2 separate regions of the Homo sapiens genome follow, and region 2 is linked to region 1. The links are chromatin contacts, found by Hi-C or POLR2A ChIA-PET in ENCODE. All regions are on one chromosome and are shown on one strand. The core of a region is the stretch at or near the end of the contact, and the rest is flanking DNA. Distances in the headings are between cores, read along the strand shown.

Evidence for each region. A loop is a pair of places that touch in the nucleus more often than their neighbours do. ChIA-PET counts read pairs that join two places held with the same protein, here RNA polymerase II (POLR2A). Pooled maps may share reads with other maps.
Region 2: a loop to region 1 is called in a map of IMR-90, with 2.0 times the contacts of the local background. The contact joins two enhancer-like sites. A Hi-C loop is called at or near these places in 3 of 168 maps with a recorded cell type or tissue (IMR-90, PC-9 and naive thymus-derived CD4-positive, alpha-beta T cell), 13 of 37 single-sample maps with no recorded cell type and 13 of 50 pooled maps. POLR2A ChIA-PET finds 5 or more read pairs at or near these places in 6 of 52 experiments (A549, AG04450, BJ and 3 more).

The regions. Positions count from the first base shown.
Region 1 is chr1:246,596,161-246,598,860 of GRCh38, reverse strand. All of the region lies in intron 2 of CNST (consortin, connexin sorting protein), which reads right to left. Among named protein-coding and RNA genes, the nearest start is that of CNST, 31 kb to the right of the region's middle. Within about 2 kb of position 1,325, at least 7 of the 41 ENCODE cell types and tissues checked have a DNase peak (open chromatin) inside an H3K27ac peak, as active enhancers do.
Region 2 is chr1:246,631,644-246,634,343 of GRCh38, reverse strand. It overlaps CNST (consortin, connexin sorting protein), which reads right to left. Exons shown (of 11, transcript NM_152609.3): 4 at 2,420-2,450; 5 at 334-420. It also overlaps the pseudogene RPL7AP82. Among named protein-coding and RNA genes, the nearest start is that of CNST, 67 kb to the right of the region's middle. RefSeq lists an enhancer at 1-261. Within about 2 kb of position 1,388, at least 2 of the 41 ENCODE cell types and tissues checked have a DNase peak (open chromatin) inside an H3K27ac peak, as active enhancers do.

The DNA.
Region 1 (2,700 bases), core at 76-2,575:
CCTAGTGAGTAGAATGGGTTACAATCACAAAACATCAACCCCAGTCCCTATCATTCTGCTTACAGGGGCTTAGCCAGGCATTTACATTTTAAAAATTTGAATGCACTTAGGCAGGGCATGATGTAGACTCCTGTTCACCACAGTCCCCACCAATCTCAGGGATCTCAACTCTGGCCAGTACAGATATTACCCAATTGTCTCCATAAAGCTGATTTAGAGGCCAGCTATCAATGTTCTACTATAGCCGAAGTCAATATATAAAAATGCAAATAGGCCTTTGGGGATTCATATTTTATGGCATTACTAGTTATTACTTTTGATATCAGTTAACATCCCAAAAAGCAGGTTGCATCTGACATTAAACTAGTATGGAACTGGAAATATATTTTTAGGAATGTACATTAGGGGAATGGGGCAGGGACAGGTACATCTGAAAAGAGACAGTATTAAAAAGTTCCTAGGAAATAAAAAAAAGTACTGACAAAAGAAGTAAAATGGACTTAAAGTCAAATCAAATTAATTTCTTAATTTTGCTTAATGGTACTCCCAGTCACGCCACTCAGAAATCATCTTGTGTAGCTGGTGCAGTGGCTCCTGCCTCTAATCCTAGCACTTTAGGGGGCCAAAGCTGGTGGATGGCTTGAGCCTAGGAATTCAGGACCAGCCTGGGCAACATGACAAAAACCCGCCACTACAAAAAAAAAAAAAAAATTCAGCTGAGCGCAGCGGCATGCGCTTGTAGTCCCAGCTACTTGGGAGGCTGAGGTGAGAGAATCACCTGAGCCTGGGAACTTGAGGATGTTTTTGAGCCACGAGCACGCCACTGCACTCCAGCCTAGGTGACAGAACAAAATCCTGTCTTAAATAAATAAATAAATAAATAAATACCATCTTGTGACACACATAAACACAACAACTACCATTTAGAAGAAGCTGTTTTATGCTGGGTACTTTACAAAGTGCTTTACATACAGAGTCATTCATTCTAAGGACAATCCTGCAAGACATGTAGGATCAGCCTTCCTTACAGATGAGAAAAGGGGTTCAGGGAAATGAGCTCCTTTTCTAAGATCATATAGGTAAGAACAGGCAGAACCGAGACTCAAATAACCAAGATTCAAATCCAAAGTCTTTGTTCTCACTACACCAGCCTGACTCAGGCTTTTTAAGGTTCTAGCCTCCTTGTCATCCTTCAGCTGGCCACACTGTGAAGGCCTCCAGAGAAACAAGTCAGGGCACTGATAGTGGCAGGTCAATTGAGAAAGGTCTTCCCTTCCCAGTTTCCATGTGCTGCCTATTTCTGGCTTCCCGCCATTTGCTGAACTGTTTTGTTAAATGCTTTGATACTATGGTGACTAGCGCTGAGTAAATATCTAGTGTTGTTACGACAACCATAAAACACATCATCTAAACTTGTCTCATACAAATATACAAACTTTATGGGACAGTGGTAGCCACCGCTTGGGGAAGGGAAGAATGAGGAGTGACTGCTAATGGGTACGTGATTTCTTCCTGGAGGATAAAATGTTCTGGAATTAAATTGTACAACTTTGTGAATATACTAAAACCACTAAATTGTACCCTTTAAAAAGGTGAATTTTATGGTATACGAATTACAAGTTTTTTAAAACTACATGGAGATAATCAAATAGTCAGATATTAACAGGTGTTGGTGAAGATGGAGAGAAACTGTAACCCTCATACAGTGCTGGCAGGACTGTAAAATGGTGCAGTTGCTTTGGAAAACTGTTTGGCATAAAGTTACCATATGATCCAGCAATTCCACTCCTAGAGATATATAACGAAGAGAAATGAAAACACATGTCTCTACAAAAACTTGTACAGCAATGTCCATAGAATAGTCAAAAAGTGGAAAGAACCCAAACATCCCTCAGCTGATGTATAAATGAAATACGGTCTATCCATGCAACAGAATATTATCTGACCACAAAAAGGAACAAAGTACTGATATATGCTACAAAATGGGTCAACCATGAAAACATGTTAAATGAAAGAAGCCAGTCAAAGACCTTCTATTGTATGATTCCACTAATATGCAATGTTCAGAGTAGACAAATCTGTAGAAAAAGTAAGTAGATTAATGGCTGCCTCAGGTTAGGATGTCTAAGTGGAAGTAAGAAGTGGGTGCTAATATGTAAGTGGCTGCTTTGTGTGGTGAAGAAAACATACTAAAATTGACTGCTGATGGTTACACATCCCTGTGAGTATACCAAAAATCAGTGAATTATATATTTTAAGTAGGTGAATTGCATGTATATGAATTACATCTTAATAAAACTGTTTAAAAAACACATTAATTTCCATTGTTTTTCTCCCCCCAGGTAAGAATGTGAAAAATAATAATAAATAAGTAATGGTCATTAGTTTTTAGGATAATATTTACCTAAAGCTTTGCCATTTTAACTACAGTGAAAAATTTTTTCTTTTTCTTTTTTTTTTTTTGAGACAGGATCTCACTCTGTCTCCAAGTTGGGGTGCAGTGGTGCAACCATGCAGCTCACTGCTGCTGTGATCCTCCCACCTCAGCCTCCCAAGTAGCTGGGACTACAGGCACGTGCCACCATGCCCAGCTAATTATTTTACTTTTTGTAGAGATGAGGTCTCCCTGTGTTGCCCAGGCTGGTCACAAACTCCTTGGCTCAAGCAATCCTCCACCTTGGCTTCTTAAAGTGCTACAAT
Region 2 (2,700 bases), core at 139-2,638, 35 kb before region 1:
AGTTAGAAATAACTAACTTATTACTTTTCAATATAAGTAAATATCATCCTAGAGACTAAATTAGCCAGTAGGGCATGAAATGTGATTAGGAAAAATGCAAATAGTTGCAAGTATTCTTTTCTTGGCATTGATATGAAGAGCAAAATACAAAGAAAAAAGTCTTCTCACAATATAATAGACTTGTGGTAAAAATGCTACTTTCTTTGCAACATTAACTTGTTTATGGAAACATCTATTTTCTGATTTATAAAACCAGGTCAAATATGTTAATTTTGTAGATAGTGACTTGTTGGATTACTGCTAATTCCACATTCCATGTTGGTCTGTACTTACCCCACTGTTCTTGAATGGCAGAAAGATTTGCGAGCAATTGCTCATGATACAATCGTTCTAGCTGAATGAATTTCATTGCTTTCTCATCTGAATAGAACATTTAAGGAAAATAGAAATCCACACTATTTACATTATTCCCATATTTGAAGAACAATGTCCTATAGATGTTGAGAAATTTGCAGCTTACTAAAACATGAGAGGACTCTAAATATTTTTAAATTTAAACATATCTAAAGTAATGTTTCTCTCTTTTTTTTTTTTTTTCCTTGAGATGGAATCTTGCTCTGTAGTCCAGGCTGGAGTGCAGTGGGGCAATCTCAGCTCACTACAACCTCCACCTCCCGGGTTCAAGCGATTCTCCTGCCTCAGCCTCCCAGGTAGCTGAGACTACAGGCGCCTACCACTGCGCCTGGCTGATTTTTTTGTATTTTTAGTAGAGACGGGGTTTCACCATGTGAGCCAGGCTCGTCTCGAACTCCTCACCTCGTGATCTGCCTGCCTCGGCCTCCCAAAGTGCTGGGATTACAGGCATGAATCACTGCGTCCAGCTTTTTTTTTTTTTGAGACACAGTCTCCCTCTGTCACCGAGGCTGGAGTGCAGTGGTGCCACCTTGGCTTATTGCAACCTCCCCCTCCTGGATTCAAGTGATTCTCCTGCCTCAGCCTCCAGAGTAGCTGGGATTACAGGCATGCACCATCATGCCCGGCTCCTTTTTGTATTTTTGTCAAGATGGGGTTTCACCACGTTGGCCAGGCTGGTTTTGAACTCCTGACCTCAAGCGATCTGCCTGCCTCAGCCTCCCAAATTGCTGGGATTACAGGTGTGAGCCACTGCGCCCAGCCTAGTAATGTTTCTTGGTTTTGAAGTAGGTAAATTTTAATGTGGCATATTATGCAATAGCTACTTGGATTCCACACTATCGGCAAACAGAAACTAAAAGAAGGTTTTAATGCTCAAGGAATGTCTGCTGCGGAGTCAACTAAAAGTAATTTAAGGAAACAGGACCACATGGAATCCTGGAATCTACATGTTTCCCTTTTTTATTTCTCTCCTTACTTTCTGTCAAAGAACTATGTGACTCTCTGGTCAAGTGTTTCTGTTTCAAGTCACCTTGATCCTTATTATTTCCCACTGAATGCTTTTCTCCCACAAGACCAAAGGATCACATGCCTAAACAATGACAGGGCAAAAACTTATATGGGTCTTTTGTAAACACTCAATTAACTTGCCACAGTGATTTCCATTATTATCACGTGATTCTACTTCTTTGTAAATGATCCTGTGAGCTTTAGCCTTCTCATTTGTATCACACAGATCTGCATCTTGTGAGGTCAGGATACACTGTCCAACTGCCTACCTTCCTCTGGGCAATGCTCTAAATGCTGACCCAGAAAAAAGGAAGAGAAAAACTCACTGTTCAGCTTTTTGTCTTCATGATCACTCAGAAGTTCTCTCTCTCTCGCTTGCTACCAAGCTAGCTTTGAGATTTACTGCTTTTGGTCAAAATACACTCTTCCACTAATGCCTTCTTCCAGCTGGCTGTCTTCTTGCCTGCCCTATGTCGTAAAATGGGGGTCCCTTACTGCATTATCCAAGGGGAAGGCAAGACTGGGCTGTCTAGTCCAGGACCAATTACAACGACAGATACGACGAGATTCACCATCACGGGGGCGGCAATGTCCCGGGTCCCAAGTCTGTGGCGCACGTTGCCAAGCTCAAAAAGGCAAAGGCTAAAGAACATGCCGCTAAACTGGGTTAAATGTACACTGTTGAGTGTTCTGTACATAAAAATAATTAAAATAATACAAATTTTCCTTCAAAAAATAAATACAAATACTTATTTTAGTAAAATTAAGGCCTATTTATGAAGGTAAACTTTGGATGGTTCTAGGAAATTTTGTGAAGAGACAGAAATTTCCTACATTTTGCTTTCTGAGGTGGTTACACGGGTACATACAACTGTCAAAACCACTGAAACCATATGATCTGTACATTCTATTACATGTAAAATATACTTCAATTAAAAAAAATGAATGGTTCTGTAAGAGTTCTAAAAATTTCTTCCTGTAATTAAGAAAAGGATACAGTCCTCCTCCTGGAAATAGGATTCTGCTATCTGTTAAAAACAAAGAAAACACAGAGAAAATTAAATTAACACTTGGATGAGAAGATAAATTTGAAACAAATTAAGATCTTGAAATTCCAAATGTTTTTGATATCAAATTAAGAAAACTCTTTTTTTAAACTACATTCAACAGTTCAGAAGAAATCTGACTGTAGGCACAGGATGCAATTCTGAAGTTACTCATCTCAAGCAAAGCAGAGACGTTCTTTGGTGTTTACACATCATTCTTCCTACTCTACCT